Linked DNA regions of Mus musculus: region 2 is linked to region 1. The links are chromatin loops, found by intact Hi-C in ENCODE. Cell type or tissue: gastrocnemius. All regions are shown on one strand. Links, peaks and the distances in the headings refer to the core of each region. The heading gives the core; the rest is flanking DNA. Region 1 overlaps Zfand3 (zinc finger, AN1-type domain 3). Region 2 holds the start of Zfand3 (zinc finger, AN1-type domain 3).

Region 1 (14,907 bases), core at 3,891-11,890:
TTGGTCCTCACTCTCCTCTCAGCAGCTGCCACCAGCCCGACTTCTGGCATCTGTGCTTGCCCATGCTTGGTGATGTCACCTTTCTGCTTTCCTCCTCACTGGCTGCTACTTGAAAAGCAAGGACCCTGCATCAAGTCCCACAGGCACCCAATGCTGAGCCACGTTGCAGAAGAGCTCCAATCTCAAACTGCAGATCCCACAGACTCTGCAGTCCCGTGCTCAGAGCAGAACCTCAGTCCTCCTGAGCCTCCAGAGACTGACCCAATCTTTCCTGCCTCATAACTGGCAACTACCCACCCAGCTGTGATTCACGTAAGATCCTGGAGTCCTCTCCTCCTCTGCTTCTCACAGTGGTTTCTGCAGACAACCCTTAAATCAGGCCCAAGCTTGCCCTGTTCTCCACTGCATGCGAAGGCTGCACCGCAGGAACCAGGGCACTGTGCTGAAGGAACAGGCACAGGGGGCTGAAGGCCAGAGGCCCCTCTCGCACAGCATCCAGAAGGACTTTGGGACATATGGGACATATGGGTTACCATTTAGGATGCACTTATTTCATATGTGTTCATTCCTCTTTGAATACAATAATGGAATATATGAATATAATAAACTTCAAATTGTATAAATAGCAATCACCAAAAGTCTCTCATCTCACTTTCTGTTACACTTCCTGGAGACCAAGCCACCACGGCCACCAGCCTCTGAGGATTCTTGAGGGCCTCCACACCAGCATTTCTGCTTCTCTACCACAGGGGGATTTTTACAATGTGAATCAGATGATGTCACTCCAGTGCTTAAAAAACCCTTCAGTGCTAGAAATAATAAACTTACTAAGGCCAACAAGCCCCTGGCTTGGCGCTGCGGTCCCCACTCTCCTGCCACACCACGGGACCCCAGGCACTGGCTGTCCACACAGGCTCATACCACGGGACCCCATGACACTGGATGTTCATACAGGCCCACACCACAGGACCCCACGGCACTGGCTGTCCACACAGGCCCACACTGTCGTCTTGGTCCAGGACACCTCCTCCCAGGCAGCCTGCTGTGAGTTCTCTGCGCCTTGGTGATACTTCTATCTGAAGTGTCTGAGTGCTCTGTGTGCCCATGTGCTGCACACCTCCCCCAAAGAGAACAGCACGGAGGCAGAGATTCTCATTCCATTCTTATAGGATTCAATGAAGACAGACAATAAATAACTTTATCTAACAGACAACTCACTAAAAACAAGAGAATGACTTCTAGCATAAAGGGACACAATGCTAACAAAGCCCCCCCCCCCCAATCACTGACTGAAATGGACATGTGTGTGAGCCAACAGATTTATTTTTCTACTGCTGTGATCAATCCAAGCATCTGCTCACAGATTCCCACAGAGCCACATAAGGACAGCATGTGAGGCTGTGGGGTCACAGATGACCTGGGTGGATGGACAGTGGAGAAGTCACTTCAACACAGCCTCCACTCCTGCCCGCTTCCCATCACCACACTAGTATGTTGGTCAGTTACTCAAAATTCAACAGAAAATTAACCCTGGTACAACAGCTCGGCTCTAGGGAAGAACGATTTAATCGAAGCAAGAGCATTAACATAAATCTGGCCCCTTAACTTGTAAATCTAGATAGAGCCTCCCTCTCTTCCTGGATTAATCTGTAGCTTGGCAGGGCAAGTACAGAGAAGCATGTCGCCCCATGTATTAATGACAAGGACTCACAAGCCGTCCTGTGTTAACTCAGCTCCCCCTCTCGAGGGCCAGGACTGACCCAGACCAAGAGGACGCTGGCCTGAGTGGAGGGAGCACCCAGGAGGAAGAGGCTTGTTGGGCCTTGCAAAACTCCAAGGGCAGCTGTCAGAAGTCGGGGGTCAGTCCATATGACTTGTCTGCCACCCCCACACAGCCCAGATCCAGCCTGTCAGACAGTAGGGGAGTCTGAGAACCCAAGCTCCAAGGAAACCAAGACTGGGAGGAGAGGATGAGAAGAATGCCTCACTCACAGGTGTGGAGGGGGCTGTTGGGAGCCAGCGCCTGGGTCTTCTGAGTGCTCCAGTGACCCACTAACACAATCACCTTTTTTGTTTCTGTCTCTGAACTCTGCTGTGTGAAGTCCATCTCAGCAGAGCTGAGGTGTGCTAAGTCAGTCAGCAAGGGGTGCAGCTTCTCAGCTAACCCAGCCCAGCCCTCTCAAGGCCCTCCTGGTCCTGTCCCAGGGACTTGGCTCCCCCGCAGCCTGGCTCTGAGTCTCACAGACTGAAGAGCTGCAGTGCCAACAACACCCAGCACCGTGAGAGCCAACAACCCAAGACCATAGCAAACAGACAGGCTGAGGCTGGGAGGTGGTGCACACCTTTAATCCCAGCACTGGAGAGGCATCGGCAAGTGGATCTCTGAGTTTGAGGCTACACTGGTCAACAGAACTAGTTCCAAAGCTATGCGAGAGAAATCCTGTCTTGTGCCCCATCCCCAAAAGATGCTCAGAGAAACCAGTTTCCACTGCTGTTATCGCAGGGTGGTGTTCTGTCTCCTGCTGGCAAACAAGACGAGAAGCTGAAGTGGCTGCCTTGTTGGAATCTGTCTCCAGGACCTGTGTTGTGTGACCTCATCCAGACTTTGGCCTGCTTAAGTAACGGTACTTTCCAGAATTAGACACAAACTTCACTGATACTCATCTAGGAGAAAAGATGGCACTGAAATCTCAGCTAACAAGGAATTATGTTCCAGGGTTGGGCCATCGTCCAGCAAAAGCAGCGACAGGCTCAAGGGGTGAACAGTGTTTACTGCTCGTCTGCTTGGTATTTGTGGTCTAGAAATTCTGGGGCTGAGCAGAGGAGGAAAGAAACTACTACATCCTGTGGCTGAAGAGCACCAAGACGCATGGAGGGGAAAACAGCTTCAGGTCACAGGAAGCAAAGAAGAAACCTGCTGCACATAACTCAATACACTCAGGCCATGTGTCCTAAACCAGGGGCACCCAGGGCACCGAAACACACAAAGAATTCACGAAGACAGGCTGGGTCCTAGGTGGACAGCAGGGCAGGACAGGGTGGCAGGGAGGTGCACTGATGCTGAAGTCTCCAGCTGAGGGCAGGAAAGGACACTGCACAGGCAGTCAACAGACACAGTAAGCACTACAGTCCACAGGGAAATCCAGGCGGTGACGCTGTGGTATGGAAAACCTACCTACAAGCCACACACAGCTTCCCTGCTGAGCCCTGTGCACATCTCCCACACTCTCTTGGACACACTCCTTAAACACAAGCACTAGCTCTTGCCAGGGTGAAGGCAGCGGTGGGAAATTAACCCTTAAATTGTACTTAATGCTGAAAAGACAATTTCAGCCGAAGACTGAAGAAAAGCCTGGGTGCAGGAGGTGCAGTAGGTGGACCAAGGGCAAGTGTGTGCTCAGCATTTAACCTACGGCCCTCTCTGTGCATCTACCCGACAAGAGGAGAAAAGAATGGAAGGAAGGCCCACAGCCCCAGGAAGCGTGACTGTGTTCACAGGTGACATGCCACGCGTGTGCAGCATCTTAGGAAGGTGGCACTAACAGGAGCTAGAGAGGCTGCAAAAAAAAAACTACTGTGCTTCCCGAGGGAACAACAATCTAACAAGAGGTACTGGGGATTCTAAGCACAGTACCATCAGAAATTCAAAGTACTTTGGGACAGCTGCACAGAAGACACACTCTGAGAACTATAAAACAGGGCTGAGTAAGTGTAAGACCTAAGTGAACAGAGAGAGGCTTGTGCTTGACGTCTGGAAACGCTTAGGGCAGCAACTCCAAGCCTTCACTATCAGGCTCAAAAGCAGGAGCTGCTGCAGGGTGGGAGTGTGCAGCCTCAGGTCTGTGTGTGTGTGTCTGTGTGTGTGTGTACATGTGCGTGCGTAAAGTGAGTGATGTTTGAAAGGTGAAGCGACAGTTCACCAGGATATCTGCAGAGTGAAGGCCCATGGAGAAAATGCTCAGTGTGTGCAAGAAGAAGAGAGTTACCACTGGGTGGACAGGCACTCGCTAGGACAGCTGGAGAGGAGCAGCCCAGTGCTGAAGGTTGCCAAGAGCACGGAGAAGCAGTGCCGGCGACCTGTGACCTGGCACAGCCGGGAAAGCTGCTGGTGCTGGCTAGTGTCAGACGCTCACTTACCACTCAACACTCCACCTAAAGATTTCTAGGTAGCACTCACTGCAGCTGGTAAACACGGCCTACCCTCTCAATGTGGCATTCTCAGAGGAAGACTGACTGATAGCAACACAGACGACTCGCAGAGCCTGCCATGTGGCACAGACCTAAGACTACACACTATGAATCCACGAACTCTAAAATTCTAGAAAAATCAAAACTGCCAAAGAAAGCAGGTCCGTGGTTGGCTAGCCCTGGGCAGGGGGTGAATGTGCTGGAGGGGCTGAGTCCTTCTAGAAGGGCGGACTAAAAAGCCACCGGTAAAGACTACACAACCTCAATGAATTTACCTCAACTTTCTGAACTGCAAAACGGAGAATTTTATGGAATGGAAAATGTTATTGTATATTCATTTTTAAATTTTTTAAATTCTGGACAAAGAATTAACCAAAATTGTTTATTACTAGATCAAATCTATAAAATATCAGTAATGTATATGTCAGAATATCGCCATTTGTCTATAAACAGTCTGGGCTCTGGTAGGAGCTAAGGCGGCGGCAGCTACACACAGTCACTGAGGTGAGATCAGGTGTCTGGTATATGATGAATGCAGCCTCTGCCACGGGCTGTTTGGCTTGGGCAGGGCAGCACCCACACCTGTGCTGTGCCCACATGGCCCTGGCCAGGCACCCAGGCAGGCTGGACCTCTGGAGGGGAGCAGGTCTGACACTTCGTTAGCTGTGACAGACAAGCAGCACAGGGACTCGGCAGCTGTTTGGTTTTAGCCCAGAGCTCTTCTTGCACAGGAAGGGGAAGTGGCCATTTTGTATGAGCCGGCACAGTGAGGGGGGAGTGCGACTTCTCTCACCTAAGCTAATTCCCACCAGAGGATAGTTTTTCCCTTTTGGGAGTGTGGACAAGACTCACCTTCCTCTTGAGCCATGGGTAGCACACATCCTAGTGTTACCTCAGGAGTAGGGGAAACGTGGGCCTTCATTACCAGACTCAAAAGCAGGAGGCCTGCAGAGTGGGTCTCTCCATTGCCATCAGCCAGTTAGTTCCGGCTGTGTGCTTGACTTAAAAAAAGAAGTCAGATCATGTTGCCCACTGACGGTGCTTGCCCTGAGCTAACATCCGACCTCCTCAACCGAGAACGGGCAGCCTCTTCTTTCTACTAGACCTGATGCCAGTTCTACCCAGCTGCAACCCCCCCCCCACAACAAACACTGCCCAAGTGTTCACCTTTCCTCCATCTAAGCCATACCCATCCTTAAGGCCTGAAGGGCAGAAGCCAGTCCAGCCTTCCAGGTGGGATGAAGCCCTCCCGCCCATCCTCTCAAGGCATCTTGTAACTTGCTAACGACTCCAGTGCTGGCTTGTCTGGCGACAGGCTGTTCCGTGTGTGCGTGCCTTCCTGTCAGGCCCAGCATAGGACCCCTCCTACAACCCTTGCAGAAGTAGCTGGTTTTGGAGTGGGGGGAGGAAGGGAAACACAGGGACACATCCTGTTATGCTCCCACTCCTCCCTCAACTCCTCAATGGAGACAGGAGCGGGGCTGAAAGAACTTCAATTGGCCAAATGTGGAACAATGTGAGTAATGGAAAACATTATCTATAGCACTGACTCATGAGTCAGGGGAGGGAGGGAGGGAGGGAGGGAGGGAGGGAGGGAGGGAGGGAGGGATCCATGGCAACTACAGGTTTAAAAAAAAAAAAGGTGTCTCTACTCAAAGAATGCCAGTGCCAAACAGAAACTGTGGAATCAAATCATTCTGAACTGTCACATGAGACTGGTTCAGGCAAGAGTCATAACTAGATGCCAAACCTCAAGGACATCATTTGCTTTTTTGGGACAGGGTCTCCCTATGTAGCCTTGGCTGTCCTGGAATTCTCTGTATAGACCAGATTAGCAAACTCCAAGATCTCCTGCCTCTGTCTCCAAAGTGCAGGGATTAACAGCATAAGCCACGGTGCCCAGCCTCTCGGGAGGCTTTGATGAAAGCATGGACAATACTGCCAAAGTATGCCGCACGCACAACCGCGTGCACTAGCGGAGGTGGAGAGTCGAGTGTGCACACGAATCAAACCGCATCAACAGCGAGAGACTGGAGAGCACTGAGCCTTCCAGAGTGAAGCTCCAGGACAGCTCATAGCACAACGGACAGCAGCTGAGAGAGAGTGCACAAGTGAACAGATCCCAGATGAAGGGCGCTTGGACCTTAAAACCCATGACATTTGTGTGCGTATATGTGTGTGTGCATGTCCAACAGAGAGGGCCTTATTTTAAAATATTGAAATTGTAAAACAGAAAGTTGGTAAGAATGTTCTGGATTAAACCACACTGAAGATAATAAGCACAACACCTGATCAAGGACAAGAGCTTGCAGCGAAGGGGAGAGCAACTCTGGAAGTTTAGCATTGCTAAATCAGCGCGCGCGCACGCGCGCGCACACACACACACACACACACACACACACACACACACACACACACACACACACACACGAACCATGGGCGGAGGACCCAGGGCAGCAGCACTGGAGTGAGCTCCCTAAAGCTGGAGTGTGCTGCAGGGACTGGCTTTACACAACAGTGTCTGTCTGTGGCCCCAGGGAACACTTCAGAGGACGACAAAGCCGAGGTGAACACAAGCAGCTCTCAGATAATGGCCTGAGACAAAATGTTATTTCCAAATAGAGCTGAAAACAAGACCAGGCCTGCTGTTCAACTGCTTGCATGAAAAGTCCTAAAGGCTGAAGGGTGTGCAGAGTGGTAGTAACGGTCACGCGGGACTCGCTTCACTGAATCTCTGGGGGCAAGCGTGTCCCAACATACTGCCCAGGAACTTCTCACGGCACCACACTTAGCCTTTGGTCTGTGAGCTCGCACATCCCACATCTCTTGCTCCTCATAGAACTTAACAAAATCCTTGAAAGGTCATCTCAGAACAGCTGTTAGTGACAGTGAATGACAGACCCAGAGCGGCCACAGCAGCCCACGAAGACAACACACCACAGAGTCCCACGCACCCCATGCAGAGCCCAGCCCCAGCACCATGGGCCCTGACACGAACAGAAAACTTACTCTGAAAACAGTCAAGAACGTGAGATTACCATGAGGTCATAAAAGTGCCTCTGGTCCTGTGTGAAGCCCACTAAGTTGCCACACACTAAAAACATACAAACATGTACACAAGACCTTACACTAGTCCTTGACAGGCAATTCTGTGCTCTTGAGAAGCAATGCTATGCAGAGGGCACAGCATTAGGTGCTGTGCATGGCCCAGACTCAGAACATCCTCTAGATGGCCTTAGGAGACAAGACTTGCAATGACCAATTCTGCCACCCTGTCAAGCAGAAACTCAACAAGCAAGCCTGCTCTGTGTGGCTGTCTTCTGTCCCGAGACCTGGACTTTGGAAGACGCTCTAGGTCAGAGGACCAGCCTACCCACACCACATGTCCTACATGCCTTGTCTAACTGGTACCTGGGAAGACTGCGCAGGAGAAGGGGGTTCTTTTGGGACTGTTGACAAAAGGTTATCTCAGTCACCGTGAGACAAAAGAAATCATCTTCAAACCCACCTACTTATTGCAAAAGCCCAGGGAACGTCATCCTGGCAATTAACAATTCCTATCAGCACAGCTGTCCTGTGTGAGAAGGCTCGGAACTCGCCTTACAAATTGCTCTTCTGAAGATCAAAGGGAAGCTGAATGTCTGTGTGCTCTCGATGAGACTGTAATTTAATGGAATTTTTAGAGAAGGCTTTGCTGGCAGTGCTTGGATGACAGCCCCGGGGCGGAGGATTCTGGGGAGCTTGGCCACTCTTCCCTTTGGAACGTCTTCTCTGCCTTTAATTGGCACCTCATTAGAAATTAATGAAAATGACATCCTCTCTTCTTCCTGCTCTAGGCACTGAATGCTACAAAAAGGCCCATCACAATTCATAACACATTCAATTTATATAGCAATGGCTCTTAAGCATTATTTATGAGATGTGAATTTCTTGTCAGCAGTTAATAACCTGTACAGAATGGAAGGGGAATGGAAGAAAAGATCGGGAATATATACAGAGAATGATTATTCTGCAGTGGAGAAGTATTCTGTTTTAAGTTCAACTATGTTGAGTCCTCCCTTTCAGTAGTAAATATGTTTCCCTCTAACACCTTCCAGGGCAGTTCATATCTTCAAAACACTCCATGTATCCTCAAGGAAATCGCCACACAGCACAGCCCACCCTCTCCTAGAGGAATCCAAGCAGGCAGCCAGGAGAGCAGCACAAAGCAGTTAGTCAGAGCCGGCCCCAGAGCACATGTGCTCCTGAGGCCCTTCATCTTTAAACAGTGGCAGGTCACATAGTCGCCTTTCTGAGCTCATGGTCAAAGGCTCTCCTTGACCAGAGTGAACTCCAGCTCTCTAGGAAGGACCCACCTAAAGGGACTTTTATCTTAGAATTGGTCAAGGAACTACATGTTGTTACCTAACTGAGAAAGAACTCAGGTCTATAGTGAACTCTACATAGAGACCCAGCCTCCTGGTCAGGGGTGAGGATAACTGAGACACTTTGATGGTGCAGCTGACCACAGAGAGAGGCACAGGGCCATCTGATAACTACTACCTGACGTTTTTCAGCTGGGTGCTAAGACCTGTGGAAACTGAGTGGTTTGCATCAAAGCGTCAGGGTAAATGTGGAGACCTGGGTCTTCTAAACTACTCTGTAAACTCCCTTGCCTGCCTGAAGAGGAAATTCTGGGAGCATTAGCCACTGCCAGAGGCAAAGCAGCAAGCCAACTGCTTCATCTCCCTCAGCAAATCCTACAGGCTGCCACACACCTAGTCACTGCTGAGGAGGAAACAAGCATATTTCTACCTCTCTAGTCAAGAGACAAGCAGTCTGTATAATAAGGGCAAGGAGAGCTAACAGAATGCAGAGCTGAAGACCAGCACAGCTCATCTCAATACAGAGCAAGAACCTGCAACCTCAGGGACCATACGGACCTGTCAGTATGGAACAAAGCCACCAGACCCCAAAATGTCCTCAGCTTGCCACAGAACTACCCTGCCTCACTGGGCCACACCACGGGTTTTAGGGTAAGCCGAGTCTAAAACCCTGCAGTGTCTGCTCCCGCTACCCAACTCTCTTCTTTACTCACAATTCACAGCAGAAATGAATGCCACACCCCACCTTCCCTGTCCCCACAGGGAGGGACAGTGACAAACATAGACCGGTCATGCCAGGAACAGCATTTCGACAAGCCAGGCCACCCCATGCTCCCCTAGTTACACAGCTCAGACAGCTGAGGCACAGAGCAGAAAAGGTTCTCTCTTTAGAAGTCACTCAATGCCCCAAATTGAACTTGCCAGCTCCCAGTACCCTTAATGTAGGACAGCTACAGCTCAACAGAGCGCAGAGGTAAAGCCCACCTCTTAGAATGGAAGGTGGAGAATTCTCAGAGGCTGCCAGATGACAACTCTATTCCACAGACCATGGGACAGGAAAACTGTGAGCTATCATTTCATCTTTGTGCCATGATATAGGAAGAAAAGCAGAATTTGCCTGTTTTGTTTCACTGTGTGCAGGACAGAGTTTAGAAATCACATCTGCGTGCCGAGTCCTAAGAGGCAGGCGGCCCACGCTGAGCAACGGAGGCTCCACAAGGAAAGCATCTAATCAAGCCATAGCTGACAGGGGTGCGGGGAGGAGTATATTAAAAGCTCTTCCAAGTGAACGTATCTGCAGTCTCACGGCGCACCTCACAGACTCCTGTTTGTTTGTTTGTTCCTTTCTAGAGTCTTGACTGGAGAGCAGTCAAGCGCAAGTGTGTGTGAGACAGGACAGACCAGGATGGTGCCTTGGGGGTGTGGGTGGGGGGCTCACCACAGCGACAGGATCCCAGTTCCTGCTGCACCAGCTCCAGCTTGGTCTGGCACTGGAAGCAGCGGCGCCGGCTCTTCTGCTTCGACCGGCCGCTCTCCTCAGGCCGCTCGGGGTTCTCTACTAGTCGCGGTCGCTTCACGGGTGAGGCCTCGTTCTCGGACTGTGAATCTGACCAAAACAAGACATGCAGGAATCAGGATTGTTACCTGGCTGGGTAGACACAAGTCTCTCCAATTAGTTCCTCACACTGCAACCAAGTGACCCCCAAGTTGTCCTGCCTCCAACCACTGACATCCTCAAAGAAGCACCTATCGAGAGCCTGCACGACCACCTGCACCCTCTCTTCCCTCTGAGTCTTGCCCCATCCACATCTGTCTCCCGACTGCCTTGACCTCTACTCTCTGAACTGCCATGTTCTTTCCCCACAGCATTGCTCACCCAGGGCCACATGGAACCTTTCTAAGTCTTTGCTCCAGTCAAATGTTCAACTAAGTCTTATTCCCGGACTGACCCGTGTGGACGGAGCACCTGTCCCTGTCCTCTCTTCTGCCTTAGTCATCCCCCTGTGGGGAGGCATGCCCCATGAGGGCTAGTCCTGTACCCCGACTAGACAGCAGACACTAGGAAATTAGCACAGCACACGCTGGCTGTGTCTGTGAGGGAGCTGAGACTCTGTGAGCACTGCATCAGTGTAGTCAAGCTATAGAGACTGGGTGGGAAGTGGTCCAACTATGCAAGGCAGGGTCTGGCTAGGGAGAGAGGTCACTGGGGTGTGTCACTTGGAGGACTCTTGCCCTGGACTCTCCCCGTCTACCAGGATGTGGGCACGCTGAAGAGGGGGAGCCCTGCAGTATTCAATGGCCCCAAGAAGGCGATGTAAAGAAAACACCCTCCCTTCTGCAGAAACTGGAACTTCTGGAACCACACGCAAACCAACCCTAAGACCCTTGCCTGCTGGGTGTCTGTCACAGGAATGAAAACCAAATGTCCTTAGCTCTCCTGGTGGGGGGAGCTACGGGGGGTCTTCACCTGCTTAGTGATTACTGTGCCTCCTGGGCTACAAGCGGGCACTAGAAGGATGAGCGAACCCTCTACCAGTCCTTGCTCTCTACTTGAAGGGACTTTTGGGGAAGCTGGAGCATGCTGGGACACGTTGGCACAGGCTATCTCTGTACCTTCCCCAGCCTGTCCGGTGTGGAATAGACAGCGTGTCCACCGCTCTGGCCCCTGCCACCTGAGATGGACGCCCCGCACCATTCTTCAGAGGCACAGGTTCTGCTGCCAGCTCACGCTGCTCTCAGCCCTGTGTGACATTTCCCCAACACAAACCAACTGAGCAAGCCCTCCATGAGAGCAACTGAGAGAGCAAGTTGAGCCTATTCCCCAGCTCTGCTGAACCAAGCTGCCCAGACCGTTAGTGCAGTGACTAAGGCCACCACACAGGCCAGACACCCCCCCTCCTGCCTCGGCAAAAGCAAAAACAACAATCTAAATGTAAATCATTACAAAACAGCCCGACAAAAGGAATTCACCTCGAGTGAGCCACACTGCTCTCCTGGGGGTTCTTTTCAACAAAAATGGTGCTATTTGTGATAATAACCCTATTTAGATACCTAACAAAAACCCTCTACTGCATGTCCTAGTTGAAGAATATCTTTTTAAAGTAATGTCCCTTAACCTGAGATAAGAGGTGTGGTCCATACACAATGAAGACAAGTGGAAAACCTCTTTTAAATTATTTTGAGGAGGGTGCGGAGAGGAGAGGAGAGAAAAAGAGAGGAGAGGAGAGGAGAAAGGAAGAAGAGAGAGTGGCGAGGAAAGAGAGGAGAGGAGTGTGTGTTGCCCACACCACATGTATGTGGAAGGCCTCTGAGGCCAGGAGAGTTATAGTAGTTACAAACCAGCTGTGTAGGTTCTGGGAACTCAGCCCCAGTCCTCTGGAAGAGAAGGAAGAGCTCTTCTACCTCTGAGCCTTCTCTCCAGACTGAAAACTTTAACTTGGGAAGTAAAAGCAGCCAGATCTCTGGAAGCTCAAGGCCATCTGGGTCTACATAGCAACTTGCAGGTCAGCTGGGCTACAAAGTGAGACCCTGCCAATTGAATGAATGAACAAGCAAGCTAAACATAAGAGGCTACACATGGTGCTAATGTATTTATAATGTAAAAAGAGAAAAAAAGACCCTTCAGACCATGGGCCTCTCTCACCTCCACCCCTCTGTAAAATCACAGAGCTGGACTTCACAGCTTCTCTGAGGACTCTGGCCCAAATGGCCAAGTGTGCCTCCTACTGGGGAACACACACTTCTGGTTTCAGGCGTCAATAATGCTGGAGGGGAGCCCTGCAGCACTCAATGGCATCAAGAAGGTGCTGTGAAGAAAAGTATTCACATTGCATGTCGAAGTGGCTGCGACCAAAGTTCGTGTCTGCATGGTCTTATTACCAAGGTATCTATCTTCACCAAACCTGCTTTGGTGGAGCCCCTCCAAGTCAGGAGGGCCCAGGCTGGATCTCTTTTCTTACTTTCATCTAATCAGATCATGTGTCAAACAGTGCCAACAAGAATGCTAGGGAACAAATGTGCGTGGTCCAATGCTGAGATTCCCTTTAGCCGTTTAGACACCAAGATTGCATGTGTTCTTGTAGAAAACACAAAGGAGGTATTCTCAAACAGCAGCGCCTATGGAAGGCTTCTGATTCTACCAACAGTTTCTGCCTACAAAGGACTGGCCATCCTACACGACCATTGGGCCCTAGTCGTTTCTCCAAGAGCCGTGCCCTCACTTCTGTGTAAGTGGACAACCAAACCATTTATGCACAGCTGTGCTGTGAGCATCAGTCTTACAGGACTACAGCAGTAGTCCCAACCTTTCTCATGCTGTGACCCCCCAATAATAAAATTACCCTGTGGCCAACTCATAACTGTAATTTTGCTGCCATTGTGAATCATATTATAAATATCTAATATACAGAATATCTGACATGTGACCCTGAGGAAGGGTCATTTGACTTCCAAAGGGGTAGAAAGACCCACGGCTGAGAACCACTGCTCTCCACTAAGATGACCCACTCAGCAGACTGCACTCTTAGAACTAAGGCACTCTTCCCAGACACTAAGACCCTCAGCAGCAAGGCTCTGGGATACACTGACTTCCTCGGCCCTCACTGATGGCCTTACATTAAATGGGAAGAGACCCTAGCGCCCTCTAAGGCTCCCTGGTGTGAGGAGGTGAGGATTGAAACTTCCCACTGTCTGCTGCATTGCCGCCAAGGCTGATTGCACTGCATGTCACTTCTCCGTGAAGTAAGTCACTCTCCAACATTTTTCTCACAGGTCAACTTGGTGTTTTAATTAGAAGCTAATGAAATAAACAGAAGTCTACAGGCTCAGCATCATGGCTATGGAAGAATTTTATATCTCCTCTGCTAATTATTTAATGAAACCTTGTGCCGTGGGGTAAATTACCTAAATAAGAGAAACAGATGTCTATTGTACAGATTCTAATTACATAATAATGACCTAAATAATTCAACTATTCAATTATAAATTTTAAGTCAGTTTAAAAAAAAAAAGCTCTCAGAAAAGACCTAAAAATGAGTTAACAGTAAAAAGGAAAAAACAAAAAATCAAACCTTGATTATCTGCCTTCTGCTTCTGAGATTCAGCCCCTCTAACTTGTAGCATTCTCAGCTTGGGGATCAATGGCAGAGACCATCTAACTAATCTATTTGCATATGCTGAACTTGAGCAGTAAGGGTTAAATGCGGAGAGCAAGGTGAACAGAAATAACTCTCACACTCAGCTGTAACTGTCAGAAGAAAGCGCCTCAGAGGGGAGCACGCTCATTAGCAGCAGGAGGAGTGGCAGTGCCAAGGCTGATACAGTTCCCACCCCAGGAGTTCCGAGTGACTTCTAATTAAGGTCCTTCATAAAGAGCCAACAAAGCACATTTTCCCAGTGAGCTCCCCCCAGAGAACTACTCCAGGCTGGGTATGCCCACGCTGGCTGCACACCCCATGCCAGGCCCTCAACGCTGTAGACCCCTCTTCTCGGCCAGTGTTTAGCAATGACAAAGACACCACGTGAGACCTTATAGAAAACTTTCACCTATTTAACTGGTGTCCAATTGCTTGGTCTGAAGACAGCCACTGCTCATCATGTGACAGAGGAAACAAGTGCAGTGTTTTTAAAAAACAAATGTCTACAGAGAGAAATTCCTCTAATTGGACTCTGCTAGCCAAGAGCAGACAGTAACTAGCACTGAGTCTTTCAAGTAAGGCATACATTTACAACGGCAGCCTGACGGCAACAAACAGGGCTGCTCCTTTTCAAACTGTTTGTCTCTGACAGAGATCCACGTTTGCTCCATTCTGTCACTGTTCCTGTCTTTATTACTCATGTTCTCTCCTGAAGTTTTCCAAATGAATTCTGTCAGGCCTGTCAAAGCCCGCATCCCGTCTCTCTTACTCTCCTGGCGCTGTACGGCTGGCAGCCCACGCCCACTCCAGGCTGCTAACAGTGGCTGTGGCCTGCTGACAACTCAGGGGCCTCACACCCTCTGCTCCAGGCAGCCCACAGCACAGAACCCCAAAGCTAGAGACAACGAACGACAAAGAAGCAGCCCCCTTCATCCACACCTTGCACACAGGCGAGAAACAGAGGAGCCTGTCTGTCTGTCTCCGCTCCATGGCAGCTTTGAGGTACTCAATCAGTTTTTTCAGACCTATCACAGTCTCTTGACAGATTGACATTTATGATCCCAACAGCCTGTGCAGCCATCAGTAAGAGCAATAATTAATGAACCCTCACACATCACTGCTGTCTCTCCCTCCACCATTTACAGGAGCTTAAGCCGCTAAAAACCTCTGTCCGCGAAACCCACCAGCCTCTCCCTGGAAAAACTGATAAAAGAGACTTG
Region 2 (14,907 bases), core at 4,507-12,506, 190 kb after region 1:
TCACCCTGAATATTTACCTCACTTCACTTCCAACACGTCCACAACCTATCACATCTACTTCACACACAAGACTTCAACAGAGATCATCACAAAAATGAGACTCAAATTCTACTTCCTTCTAAAGTGCTCTATGGAGAGGACAGCAGAGCCTGCAAAAGAAATGCTGTTTCTCACATACACAAGACCTGGAGGACCACAGGACGACCAGGGAAGGACCAAGGATCACCCAAACACCAGACCCCCAAGAACAAAGAGGCCTAGGTGAGCTCCAGCTCCCAAGCCTACCCTTAGCCACAGGGCACCGCATGACATCTACTAAGGCCAGAGGGCATCAAGATGTCACCTTTTAGAGGTGGCGCAACAGTGCCAGCAACTGACTCTGTAGCATTCTTCTTACTTCCTACTCTCCATCACTCACTCTCCACTCTGGGTCTCGAGATGTCTTTGCGCCTGTTTCTAGGCTGCTCAGGTTTTAGGACTTTTGTATGTGCCTCGGGGACCAGTTTGTTCTCTTCAGCCACGCCCCTAATGCCCCTCTCCCTCCTCCATCTTTTCTTCTTGCTTTCATCCTTCTTCTCTTTGCTTAATTATAAATTCCAGACCTCTAACCAATCTGTGAATTCTGTAAAAGTAGACAATCTTTTCTTCCTAACTCCTCCATCTTGATTTTTTTTCTGTTCAAAGATCATCTACTACTTAACCCTTACCTTACCTTACTCACCTTGCCTCCCTCCCTCCCATTCCTAATCGTATTAACTAAAATCCATGGTTGGCTATCCTCCAACAGTTACTGAAGTGAAATGAGTCACTGTCATTAACTGGACAGTAGCTATCTACATAATGTTAGTATCAAGTAGTCATGGGATAGCGTGGAGTTCATATCGGGCATCTGTAGTTCCTAACTATCTTCTGAACTATATATCTATAGATATATATAGATAGATAGATCTATAGATCTATAGATATATATACTCAACTCTACCGCATCCTAATTCTGCAGGAACACTTCAAAATAAAAGGACATTGTTGCTAAATAACAATAATAATTAATCATGTAAAGAAATAACACCAGATGTGAAATAACACAGGAACATAATCACAAAAATCCAAAACAACATAACTCCTTAAAACTAATTTCACTGTAATGGCATCTAGTTGGAGGGAATTGAATCTCAGACAGAGAATTCCAAAGAATGATTGTAAATATGCTCCAGGAAAATAAACACTGAGAACATGAACAACTAAATAAAATAAAAAAGGAGATGCAATATATGACAGAAGAATTCAACAGAGATAGAAACAAAAACAACAACAACAAAAAAAAAAAAACTAAAAATCTGGAAATTAAATAAATAAAAAAGTTCTGGGCTGCCAGGCGTGGTGGTGCACACCTTTAATCCCAGCACTTGGGAAGCAGGAGGCAGGAGGATTTCTGAGTTTGAGCCCAGCCTGGTCTATAGAGTGAGTTCCAGGACAGCCAGGGCTACACAGAGAAACCCTGTCTAAAAAAAAAAAAAGAATCATAACAGAATATTTCCCCTAGTTTAGAAAGATATGAGACATTAGGGCACTAAACAGACAAAGCCAGAAAAGAAGCACCCCTCAGACTATAATTAAAACACGAAATCTAAGACAAAGGAAATATCAGGAGAGAAACACCAAGTGACAAATAAGGTGGTGCCATTCATAACAGCGGTCAACTGAAACCTGAAAGCAACGACAACAAATACCAACCCTGATTGTATACCCAGCAACACTATCTGTAAAACTGAAAGAAAAATAAAAATGCCCCATAATTACTAACTCAGTTCTAAAAGAAAAAGAAAAAAAAAAAAAAAAAACAAAAAAAAACAAAAAAAAACTTGAAGAAATCTTTCAGAAAGAGAAAAAAAATATACCCATCCAGGAAAGAAAAAACCACACTAGAATTAACAGATACAGAGGGCAGAAAACCAAACAGTATAAAAATCAACAAAATGAACAACAGTAGTCATAGTCAATATACACTTTCCAGTAACTCTGAACATTGCCAATTGTGCTGGTACACACCTTTAATCGTAACAGAGGTCTCTCTATGAACTCAAGGCCACCATGGTCTACATCTGCTGTTCTCAAACTTCCTAGTAGTCCTGTGACCCTTTGATACAGTTCCTCATGTTGTGGTGACTGGCAACCATAAAATTATTTCCATTGCTACTTTGTAACTGTAACTTTACTGTTATAAATTGTAATATAAATATCTGTGTTTTCTGTTTTAGGCAACCCCTGTGAAAGGTTGTTCCACCACAAAGAGGGTCGACCCAGAGGTCAAGAACCATTCATTGTCTACATAATAGGTTCCAGGCCAAACAGGACTTACACAAGACCCTGACAAGAAAATGTAAACAAAAATAAAAGGAAGGAGGGACTGTCTCAATTTCTTTCCCAATAAAAACACACAGACCAGCTGATTAAATCAAAGAGCAGAAACCAGGAGGGATGGTTCAATGGCTAAGAGCACTGGCTGCTCTTCCAAAAACCCTGGGTTTGATCTCCAGCACCCAAATGACCGTCCCAGCCATCTGTAATTCAATCCCTCCAAGAACACTGCACGCATATGGTACACAGATACACACTCATATACAGAAAATAAGAATAGTATTTTTTAAGAGCAGATACCATCAAAATGCTGCCTCCAAGAGACAGGACTCATCATAAGGCAAACATTCCCTGAGGGTGAAAGGATGGAGAAAGGACACTCCACCAGACCTAGGTCACATGCAGGTGCCACCACCTTACTATCTGACATGGTGTCAAGCTACCTTCTGAATAGCATGTTTACACCCATGGACTTCAGAGGCTTCCTCCTGCAGTGGGCAGCAGTTAACACAAAGACTCATAACTAAAGTAATAAGAATGACTGTTAGCACTCAAGTCATAAATGAGACAGCTGAACCAACACACACACACACAGGCTCGCTCGTGAGCTCAGGGGATCATGACAGAAGAGGGGGACAGAGAGACAGAGTGTAAGAGCTGGAGGGTAGGGAGGAGTCCTGTGCAATGCCATGCCGTGGCCACTCAATTCAGGAACTCTCTGCAACTGTGGGTATATGCACAAGATCCACACGAGACAAAGCCAACAAGACAGTCAACATTCCAGTAGGCAGCAATGACTGAATGCAGAGGATTACAAAAAAAAAAAAGATACTATGATACTATGGTGGGGAGACAGCCTGGAGGAAGTGAGGGGTGTTCTAGGGGGAGTAGAGGGGAGAACTGGACATATAATAAAAAATACATGTAAGAAATACATGTATATGAAACTGTTCTTCTAAAAATGTAACCACATTTCATGGTTTAAGTTACATTTGTCTGTAAGACATGCATGCCATGAAACATATGTGTCAGCTGGTTCTCTCCTTCCATTGTAGGAGTCTCAGGAACTGAACTTAAACACCAAGTGCTTTTATACACTAAGCCATCTCATCAACCTGCGAGTATACACGGTATATTCTTGGGTGGGTGGGTGGGTGGGGTGTGTGTGTGTGTGTGTGTGTGTGTGTTTGCGCACTCTCGAGTTTGAGAAGTTCTGGCTGGTCTTTAACTCACTATATAGACCAGGCTGACCTTGAATTCACAGAAATCTGTCTACCGATCTTGCCTCCCAAGTGCTGGGATTAATGGCATGTGCTAGTCCATCAAACTGTTCAACAGCTTCCTAAAATATTTATGAAAAAAATTGTGCCTCAGTCAACTTTTAAGTGCATGAGCAATTTTAAATAAATTAATACTACTTATATATCTAGACAGTGTGAAAGTACTTTCAAGCTAAGCATAGTGTTAAGTACCTACAATCATAGCACATAAGGAATGTAAGCCATCTAGACCAGCCTGAGCTACAGTGAGTTCAAAGCTAGCCTGAACTATATAATAAAACTCTTGTCTCCAAAGAAAAGGAGGGGATAGGAGAAAAAGAGGTAAGTGTATTCATATTAAAGAAATGTACTGACAACTTTATTTCAAATATGGCAATTATCAATAAGTGCTTTTTTTTGCCTGATTTCAAAATGTCTAAAATGAACCAAGACACTGATCATATTTCACTAAAACTTTTAAGTCCAAGTCACAAGGAACAGACTGTTTTAATCCTAGAAGGTACAGTCTCTACCACATAAAGAACTTCCAAGTTCTATAAACAGAGCAGTCTTCAACAATCTCCAAGGCAGCAGGTTTCCCAATAAGGAGACAGTCTCTATAAATTACTTCAATTACCCACCCCAGTGACACAATATAAACCAGAGACAGTGCTAGAAACTGTGTTTGAACTGCATGCTACCCTTGGCATTCTCCTTTCTATTGTGCACCCACAAGAAAGAGCTCAAAGCTCTCCTATTTGCCAAGCCCTTGTGATTGCTGTCCTGACCAGACAATGCTCAGCAGCAAATACTAAAGCCTGAGTCACTGGAGAAAGCAGCAATTCTGAAGGAACTCCCTTTACTCTCACAATGCCAGAAAAATTCTGTAGAGAGGATCCTCAGCAAAGGCCTGGGTGTGGGCCCTGGCTAGCTCACATTAAAGACCTGCAGCTTCCAGAGTGCTGTGCCTGCCACACAACAGTTCTTGGGAGCCTCCTTTTTGTTTTTACGGAAGGAAAAGACGAGGGATATCTTACATCCCTTGATGTCCATCCACATCTGTATTCTTCCCAGCCATGACATGTTCATGCCACTGTGGGGGCTAGCCCCGATTACTACTTCTGACAGGTGTTCTCTATCTCCAGATCTGCCAGCACTCCATAAACACATATACCACCACATCCATCCAAACATACAATCACGCCCACACACCTAGCCACTCTCAAGATAACCAGTAACCTTCCATATCAAAGGTCATCCTGGCAGCCAAGCTTGGCGTTCTTTATTAACTCGCCATGTCCTCGGGATGAAGGTCCAAAGGCCTCAGCACTGCCCACGCAGCCACAATCTCCACTTCCTCACCTCATTCCCAGCTGACTCCTCTCTACAATCTATCCATGGCCACCCTGTTGCTCACCCTCTCCCTCACTTCCTGGCCTCCATCCACTCCATTCCCTCTGCCTCAAACACTCCTCCTCCTCCTCTCTACCATGTACCCTTCTTACACCATGTCCTTGCTGAAGAGTCACTTCCTCCAGGATCCCCTCTTCCACCTCCACCTTCCCAGGGCAACTGCTTCTCTCAGCACAAGGACCACCTACTCAACTCCCAAGCTACTTCTCTCCCGCCTCACACACCTGAGGATGTGCCAAGACTCTCACCCACCATTACTCACAGAGGCACTCAAGTATCTGTGTTGAACATATTCTAAGTGCCCCTGATCGACATGGTATAATTATGCCCTGTGCAACACAAGAAAATGATTAAAATCAGCTATGACATAACAAAGACAATAATTTGGTTACTCTTTGGCATGAAATACAAACTACACACGTGTCTACAATCACCCTTAGGAAAGGTTTTAAAAGGGTGTGTTACAACGTGTTACCAGGTAATTACTAGCTTCGTGCTCACTACTTCTGTTAGGCAAACCCAAGCTCGTAAGGGGGACAGACTGAAAGTAGAAATGAAGGAAGCCTGGGTGCTGTGGGTCAAGACTTCCGCTGTCTGCTCCCACCAAAGTCTCGTAGCCTGACTCAAAATCTGCTGGCTGAAAGCAGGGGCTTCCTTCATCCACTTCTCCAGCTTCTAAGCCTTGGTGAAAGCAGGGATTGCCTTCACTCTATTCACTAATGGTCCCAAGGACATAAGAGCAGGTTGCCAGGAAGCAGACCTCTCCACACTGCGCAATCACTGAGGTGGGCACTGGGAGCTACTTTCTAAGGCCACATGTCCCACAGTAAGTTACAATTTAGGGCTTGTGACACTACATTTTTCCAAAGTGATGTCATAAATGTGATGACACTAGGCTCTCTGGAGCACTCGCCCACCACACCCTGCACTCCCTACAAGGAGGAGCAAGTTAGCCATCCCATCATCTGCATGCCTCCCATCCAGTACTAGCTAACCCTGTCAGATCCCTAGGAGAATTGGACTATCCATCCAACACTTCAGCACTTCACAGACAAGCCAATAACTCCAACAACTCTCACTGTAAAGTCTTTGGAGCTGGTTAATTTTGATGTGTGGTTTTTTTCCAACTTTTTTTTTCATAATAAAGTTCAAAATAAACTTTTAAAATGTTTTAAATCAAATTAAAATTCAAAGAAGACTCTACGGCTAAAACACTGTTACATCTTTGGAATTTCTGCTAAGGCTACAACTTGTCCTAGATCCCTATCCTCCTCTGAAGAATTTTTTGAAAGGATACACTTGAAACCTTCCAGAGATCTGCATTACACTGCACTTTCTACTCTTCTTCACTCCTAAGCATGTCTTTAATTTCTTTATCAACCATTCCTGGAGTATAAAATAGCTACTTCCCAGGGTATCTTCACTAGAAACAGCCAATTTCGTTCATATACATCCCAACACAATCTTTAAAAAGGATAAAAAGCCTGACTCTCAAAAGCTGCTGTAACTCTCCAGTAACCTTACACAGAACTAGTCATGAGCTGTGACCATTGCTTGTTAGGTGACAATCTAGAAAACCCAAAGTGTTCCAAGGACCAACTATAACTGCTGGTAGGAGTGGGGGGGTCCCATCTATCTATCTAATCTATTTGTAACTTCCCCCAACTCACCCTAATGAGGCATGGAATTCTATACTCTGTGTAGTGAACATTTAAAAAGAAAATTTTTAATAGGGAAAGAGAATTTGAGAGCCAAGGAAGGAAGGCAACTCTCACATTCCACAAGCTAGGCTGGCTGGAGGTTCTGTTGAGAAGTTTCTGTTTTCGGTTCGGTTTAGTTGGGTAGGGGTGTTTATCTGTTTGGGGGATTCCTTGTTGTTGTTTGTTGTTGCTGGTGGTTATGATGATGGTGGTGATGATGGTGATAGTGGTGGTGGTGGTGGTAGTGGTGGTGGTGGTGGTGGAGGAGGGGTTTTTTTGGACAGAGTAATTTTACAGACTCCCTGAAACATGTTTTAGATTAAAAAGTAAGACCCTCAACAATGCCTTTTAACTTTACACCCCAAGCCCAAATTCTGGACCCTGGATCTGTTCAAACGTATGACGTGTGAACAGCTTCCTAAAAGCAAATGGGGACTGAGATATAATTTAGGAAGTGATGATGCAAATCTCCCGGGGAGCAGCAGGGAGGAGGGGAGGTGAAAAAGTCAGAGGAAATACCCTCCTGATGGCTGGGCACCAACTCATACCAAGATGAGGGGGAGGCGGACTGGCCTCCACAGGCCAAGGGAAAAGGAAAAGGGGCAACCCTGCCCCGTCAGAAGTGCCAGCGCCGCCACCTCGTCCCTCCGGCTCACCCGTGGCCCCTCACCCCAAGCCGGCCTCGGGCCAGCGAGTCCCACAGAGGGTAGCGCGGCCCGAGCGGTCCTGGTCCTCCTGCTCCTCTTATTCCTATTCCTCCTCTTCTTCCTCCTCCCCCCCCCCCCACCAGCGTCCCCTTCCCGCAGCCCTCCTCAGGCCGAGGCCGCGGTCCCCGCCCGCTCCCCCGAGGCCCGGCTTCCGCGGCCCAGCTTCCCGGGGCTCTGGCCTCCCTCGGGTCCCCACCGCCACCCCGAGGCCCGAGCCCGCGCCCCTGCCCCCACACTTACCCCCAGAAGCCGCAGGGACAGCGAGGCGGCAGGCTGGGCGCTTTGCTGCGCTCGCTCCCGGCGTCTCCCATGGTGCTCGGCGGCGGCGGCGGCGGAGCTCGGAGGCGACGGCGGCTGGGCCTGAGCCCCCCTCGGAGGAAGCGGAGGCGGCGGCGGCAGCGGCGGGGGGCGCGGGGCGGGGGGAGGGGGAGGGAGCGGGCGCGCAGGCGGGCGCGAGTCCGGAGCTCCGAGCCGGGATTCCAGGCGGGTCAGCTGGAGGCGGGCCGCACCACTCGGCCTGCGGAGGGGGGGGGCGCGGCGAGGAGAGGGAGGGGAGCTGCGGAGGAGGGGCTGGGCCGTGCGAGCCGGGGAGATCTGGCGGCCTTGGCGGCTCTCTCCGCCGCCCCCCAGCCACGGCGCTGTCCCGTGCGGCGGCGCTGGCGGGTCCGGGGCTGGGTGGGGAGGAACCCGTAGCCCCCGCCGGCAGTGGAGTCGCAGCGGCCGGCTGTGACGCCCCGGGCCCCCGCTCGCTCCGTAATCCCCTCCCCCGCCCCGTAGACTGCGCTGACCGGACAATGGCCGCTCCGCCCCCTCCCCGAGGCGGACACCCCTCCCGAGGCGGCGCGATGGTCTCGCCCGGGGGAGCCACCGCCGCCGCCGGAGCCCGACGGATCAGCTGGGATCCGGGCGTGCCACTTTGTTCAGAGCCTCGGAGGCTGGGCGGTGCGTGCTCCTCCCGAGTTCCTCGTGCGAGCCGCCTCTCAGCCCTCCATCTTCCCAGGACTTTTACGAGAGCTAGCCTGCGCTCCTGGCTGAGGAAGGAGAGCGGGTTTCAGAGTCCTGTGGGGGAGCTTTGCCTCCACCCCCCAGCTGAGACAAATGGTACGCCCCAAGCGGGCCGGGGGCCCAATTAGTTGTTTGGGGTGACTTGGGTCGGTCCCAGAGCGGCGGCGCATGCGCCTGGAGACCTGGTAGTCTGTCCAGAGCTGGGTGGAGCGTTTCCAAACCCGGAAGTTGCCTAGGTGTCCTGCGTTCACCGCTGGCCGTCTGGGTCTTCAAGGCCACTGTTCTCGCGCCCCTGATGAGTGCCGCGAAGCGTTCCTCCCCAAACTGCCAGCCGCCGGAGAATCTCGCTTCCCATTTCCCCTACTCCCAACCCACTCAGACAGTTCCCCCGGAAAAGTGGCCTCCGTCCTGCCATAAATGAATTTCAGGAACATCTCTAGATAGCAAGTCGTGGGGCAGAAGGAACTTGCCCAAGTGTTTCACCCCTCTGATGTCCTCAGTTGGAGTACCCCAGGTCCACTCCCACTATCTTGATTTGGAAAACCTCCCTGGGGTAAATATGGTTGGTTTGGGGGAGAAGATTTAACTTGATCCCTACTGGACATTAATAAGTGGCCAAACTTGAGCCGTTGAAAGAATTCTTTAATATTCCTTACCACAGTCCTAAATTCTTTCTGTTCTCCAGTCAGCGGTGACCAGAATAGTCCACTAGCGATCACTAATTTGAACACAAAAGAAACGTCCACCAGAACTCTTGGAGAAGTGACCTGACCTTAAGGGGTTTGGAGCCAACTTAAAAGTCCAGAACTTACGGGAAGGCTACCATGTACCCTCTCAACTCCAAGGGAACCCAGCCCCAGAGAATATTACTTAGACTAACTTTATTACCAAATAGTACTTTTCCTTTCCTTTATATCAGTTTGGGCATTCTCTGAGTTTGTTTCCGCTGACATCCATTCTCATGGCCTCTAAATACCTAAAAACCAGGAATTACACTGAGTTTAGAATCCTTGCAACAGTACAACTGAGGGAAGACAATGATCACAAAACTTTAACGCCACAGTGTTTAATTCTGATTTTGTGAACATTCACGCGCCTTCAATAGAACAACTGTCAAAAGTGCATAGGAGCTGGGTGGGCATAATGGTACGTGCCTTTAGTCACAGCCATCCTGAGGCAGAGGCTGGCAGGTTTTTGTGAATTTGAGGACAACGTGCTCTACATCATGAGCTCCAAAATAGCCAGGACTCCATAGACATACCAAGACTGGGGGGGGGGGGAGGAATGAATAAACATATACAGCATTCCTCATTCTCATGCTACCCTCAAATCTTCTCTCCAACTCATGGAATTGCCACATAAAAAGAGGCAGCCTTTAAATCTAACAGGAAGATGAAGTCCCCTGCCCCACTCGCATCTCTCTGTATTGGCTTCTTGATGATTGTCTTTTCTGTAGAAGAGAAAACCCAAAGGAAAGCTGGGTGTGAGTGTACTTGTTGCCCAACAAACAAACCACTCACCTGTCTGCCTGCCACTAATTCAGCAAGCATTTCTTGAATACCCAAGATGTCTAATCCCTCTAGAGACAAGAATGGTTCATACAAAGAGGCTTCCCAGCAAGTTCAAGCTCCCTGTATCCAGGAAGTAAGATCCTTAGCCTTCTATCTTCCTCCAAGACTCTACCCACCATTCTCCATCATGTCCCCTACAAGTCAGCCCCCTGTCGTTCTTTCCTAAATGCACCTTGCTTGTTCTCGCATCATTTCCCCTGACTGCCCATCCTCTTTGCCTCAACAGCCCTTCCTCCCTCTGGCCCAGCATGTTCCTACTGTTTCAGTGGCATGTTTCAATGCCCTCCACCTCTACCACAGGAGAGTTGGGTCCTTCCTGTGCCCATTATCGGACAATCCAGCAATTCTCTATATGTATCTCTTCTTACACAACTGTCTTCAAAAGGACTAAGATCGGAGAGAAGTTAACCCATATTCGCTGAATGGAAAAACTAATCTGACAAAAATTCAGTCCTTGCCTAGAGCCTTGTCTTTGCAAGTGCCAAAATCACACATATGTCTTCATGCAAAATCAATCTCTTTTCCCTCTCCCTCTCTCTCTGTGTGTCTGTGTATGCAGTGTGTGTATGTTGTGTGTGTGTGTCTGTGTAGTGTGTGTGTGCAGTGTGTGTGTCTTTGTATATGTGTGTGTATGGTGTATTTGTGTGTGGTATGTGTATCTATGTGTGTGTGTGTCTATGTAGTGTGTGAATCGGTGTGTGTCTGTGTGTCTGTTCAGCTGCCAACAAAACTGATGACCCATGTTCAATGCCAGGATCCACATGGCGAAAGGAGAAAAACAACTCCTGGAAATTGTTCTCTGCCCTCTGTCTGTAGCCACAGCACAGGTGCACCCATTCACATACACATGGACACAAAATAAATGTATCAAGGAAAAAAAAAATCCCAAAATACAAAAAATTCCCACCATCTTGCAAAGCAACCGGGCATGCATAGCAGCACAAACCTCTAATTCCAACACTCAGGAAGCTGGAGCCAGAAGATCACAAGTTCAAAGCCAGCCAGGGCCACACAGCAAAACACTATCTACAATCTGAAAATACTAATAGGAATGTCACAATGGGCCAATCTCACACAAGGACATTAAATATCAACTGGAAGCCATGTCCCTCAAGTCCCTTCTCTCTGGTCACATGGACTTTTGTCTCTGCTTTCCCCCCCCCCCCTTCTTCTTCCTGTAAAACTTCTTCATTCTCTTTGGACCTGCTCCTATGAGAACATTTGCCAAGCTTACTGACCCTCATGTCAAGAGCAAGCTAACTCATTAATATTGGTGGATTCTACCTGTGCAGTCTTTGTGCACACCAGCTTTTAGAAAGCAGGGGCAGGCAGCTCTCCAAGTTCAAGGCCAGCCTGGTCTACAGAGCTAGTTCTAGAACACCCAAGGATACACAAGGAAAAGAAAAAAAAGAAAAAAGTGTTCCAATTTCCAAGGGAAAGAAACTAGTCAGTCTAGTTTATATCAAGTTGTCAGACTTTGGTCTTATACCCTATATAATGGTATAGTCAGGGTTCTCACAAGGCAAGTGTGACTGCCAAAGACCCATCCTTGGAGGCTGCAGTTCTCAAGAGGATCAGCTCAGCCGGTCTCCAGGCTTGTGCCTTTAATTCCAGTACTTCAGAGGTAGATGCAAGAGAAGCTCTGAGTTTAGGGCCAGCCTGGTTTGTATAGGGAGTCTTACCCAGCCTGCATAGTGAGACCCTGTCTACAATTTACATAAAAAAAAAAAAAAAAAAAAAAAAAAAAAAAAAAAAAACCTCATTGCAGGGCTGGAAAGATGGCTCGGCAGTTAAGAGCACCAGCTGTTCTTCCACAGGACCCTGGTTCAATTCCTAGCACCCACATGGCAGCTCATGGACTCTGATACCCTCACACTGATAAACCTATGTAAAACACCAATACACATAAAAAAAATTTTTTTAAAGCTGTACAAAAAATATCACAAAAAGAAAATGATCAGTTTTCTTCTTCTTTTTTTTTTTTTTTTTTTTTTTTTTTTTGGTTTTTTCAAGACAGGGTTTCTCTGTGTAGCCCTGGCTGTCCTGGAACTCACTTTTTAGACCAGGCTGGCCTCGAACTCAGAAATCCGCCTGCCTCTGCCTCCCGAGTGCTGGGATTAAAGGTGTGAGCCACCACGCCCAGCCCAGTTTTCTTCTTGAGAGAGGTTCCAAAAGGTGACCATAACACAGGACAGGGGTTGGGGATTTAGCTCAGTGGTAGAGCATTTGCCTAGCAAGCACAAGGCCCTGGGTTTGGTCCTCAGCCCTGAAAGGGAAAAAAAGAAAAAGAAAAACAAGATTACTAGAACACAGCACAAAAGAGCAAACTACAGCTTGACGCAAGAAAGTGTAAAAGACAATAAGGATCTAGACTTTTCCAAGAACTAGCTCCAATTTAAACCACCCCAGGCCTTTGTCTCTCCAAGAGAACATTATTGACACACCCTTATGTTACTTCATCTTAGGCAACATTCATTGCCCTGTAACACCTGTCACAGTTCACAGGACAACATTCATTACTCTTCTCTGCAAATACCCTGTTTGTCTTGCCGGAATGGTTTACTTAACTGAGGCCAATTTGGCTTTACATTCAGTATATCTGTTGAGGGCCTTCTACATGGCTTGTTGGGAAAGGGCTGCCAAGCCAGGCCATGTGAGTTCAATCCCTGAGACCCACATGTTAAAAGGAAGAGAACTGATTCCCATAAGCTATCCTCTGACAACCACGTGCATGGTGTGCCACACATACACACACACACACACACACACACACACACACACACACACACACACCGGGCCTGATGTTGCACAGCTATAGGTCCAGCTGCTCTGGAAGCTGAGCAGGATCACAAGGCCCAAAGACAACCTGAGCTGAAAGTGAGTCAAGACATGGCGAGGCTATTTAGTGAGACCTCGGCTTAAAAAAAGAAAAGGGGCTGAAGAGATAGCTCAGCGTTAAAAATGCTCTTGTAGAGAAGTACCCACAACCACCTGTAACTCCAGCTCCCTGTATCCCATGCCTTCGTCTGGTTTCTGGCACACCTGTGTTCATGTATACAAATATACACAAGCACGCACACACACACACACACACACACACACACCAATTTAGATCTGAGGTTTGTTTGGTTTTAGTTTGGTTCCGTTTGGTTTTTTGGTCTTTTGAGGCAGGGTTTCTCTGTGTGGTCCTGACTGTCCTGGAACTTGCCCTGTAGACCAGGCTGTCCTTGAACTCACAGAGCTCTGCCTGCCTCTGCCTCCGGAGCACTGGGATTAAAGGTGCGTGCCACCCCTGCTAGGCTAGTCGGGTTGTTTCCTCAACCAAAAGTAAAAAGGGGCAGAGAGGTTGTGCCTCAAGGCTACACAGTTGTCTAGAATCCACCAATGAGGATGTGGGATGTGGCTCAGAGGTAAGTCACCTGTCTAGCGTGCACCAATGAGGGATAAGAGCTGTGGGTGCTCAATGGTATTGTTCAAGGCCATGCAAAATATGGCCTCCATGTTCTAGGACTGCAAAATAAATACATCAACCAAAACCCAAGACCCACATACAGATTGGCATCTTAATGGTTCTACGATGAAGGCCTGAATCACATCTGACTCTTCCCCTAGAAGGTGGTGAAAGTGCTAGTTTTGGTTGGCCACACTGGAGTTCAATGAAGAAAGCCAGCCTAACTCTTCAAACTTGGTGCCCTCGGGCTGGATCTGAAGAGCCTTGATCCATCTCCCACGGATTGCCCCCATAACTGGATGGAAGGTCAGGGAAACCATAACGTATCAGGGTATCATCAAGTTAGGGGCCAAAATGTGAGATAATTGGAAGAAATGCCTCTGTCGTCGTTGCCCTAATCGTTTTCTCCTTTGCGCTGCATTCCAGATGAGCCTAGGCTATGTCTCTTGGGAGAGCTTCGCCTTCACTGCTGGCCCAATAGGAGTGAGCCATCAAATATGCTCAGTACGAACTGGAAGAGCAGCACTGCCTGCGCAGCCAGGGCTCCTGACAGCAGTGGCTGAGGTGGAGCCACACAAGAAACCTTACTTAACCCCGAACCGAGACCGTGAAGGGGCTTCAGGGGCCTGAGAGAAAGCAGATGATCCTCCCCGCCCCCCCGCCCCCGCGCCCTGCCCCCGGTTCTAATCCTAACCCTACAAGTCTCTAACCCGGCTTTAAAGCCTTTCACGGCTGTCATCCATTGTAACCTGGTATTAGCCCCAGTATCCAAACCCTGGCCTGGACCTTAATCCTAATCCTCATATTATCTGCCAAAAGAAATCCCCAGATTTCAGACCCCACGGCAACCCTGATTCCGCGAATTTGAGAGACTGTGCCAAAGTGCCCCCAGTTCCTCTTTCCTGTAACCCCGACTCACAGGAACAGGGAACCTCAAAATATCCTAGATATTTGAGGATATGAGAAGTTTTGGTCATCAGTGAAAAGCCTTTGACTTGCCAGGAAAAAGGACATGGGACCTCTTCCTCCTGGGGTAAGACCCAGCAACCATATGCCAGGTGTGCTCTTTCCGGGGCTACAGAGCCCCTTCAAATCCAGGAAAGACACTACCCAAGTAACTACCCAAGGCCCCTTATGTGTTGGGTCGCAGGAGTACAGCTGGCCGGGGGGCAGCTCCGAGACTCTTCTGTAAAACAGTGGGATATGCAGAGGTTTGAGGGCAGCCTGATCTATCTAGGGAATTTCAGGCCAGGTCAGCCAGGGAAGCACACGAGGATGTCATGAGACACTTTTTGCCAAACACATCTGAGAACGCAGTGGCTTCTGCTCTCTCCCTGAATTTGGTTTGCCTGGTTGGGGATTTAACACCCCCCCCCCCCCCCATTGAACAAAAGCCTGTGTTAGATTCCTCCTGGCTCTCAAGTTTTCTGATGCACAGTTGGT

Evidence for each region. Hi-C counts contacts between places; a loop is a spot of excess contacts. Peaks named below come from ENCODE experiments on the same cell type or tissue, not always from the same donor. Only the 100,000 strongest peaks of a DNase experiment are listed, where the experiment ranks them.
Region 2: it touches region 1 in a loop (1.8-fold over the local background); 4 of 42 quality-filtered maps call a loop at or near these places.

Annotation. Positions count from the first base shown.
Region 1 is chr17:30,187,814-30,202,720 of GRCm38, reverse strand. It overlaps Zfand3 (zinc finger, AN1-type domain 3), which reads right to left. Exons shown (of 6, transcript NM_001356265.1): 5 at 9,991-10,158. Among named protein-coding and RNA genes, the nearest start is that of Zfand3, 190 kb to the right of the region's middle. In gastrocnemius, for the core only: CTCF peaks have their summits at 4,023 and 7,413; a DNase peak (open chromatin) is centred at 4,077; H3K4me3 peaks cover 1,499 bases; H3K27ac peaks cover 4,878 bases.
Region 2 is chr17:29,998,079-30,012,985 of GRCm38, reverse strand. It overlaps Zfand3 (zinc finger, AN1-type domain 3), which reads right to left and starts at 7,947. Exons shown (of 6, transcript NM_001356265.1): 1 at 7,678-7,947. The coding sequence starts at 7,748. In gastrocnemius, for the core only: no CTCF peak of the experiment used is centred there; DNase peaks (open chromatin) are centred at 7,411, 7,983, 8,292 and 8,578; H3K4me3 peaks cover 5,015 bases; H3K27ac peaks cover 5,196 bases.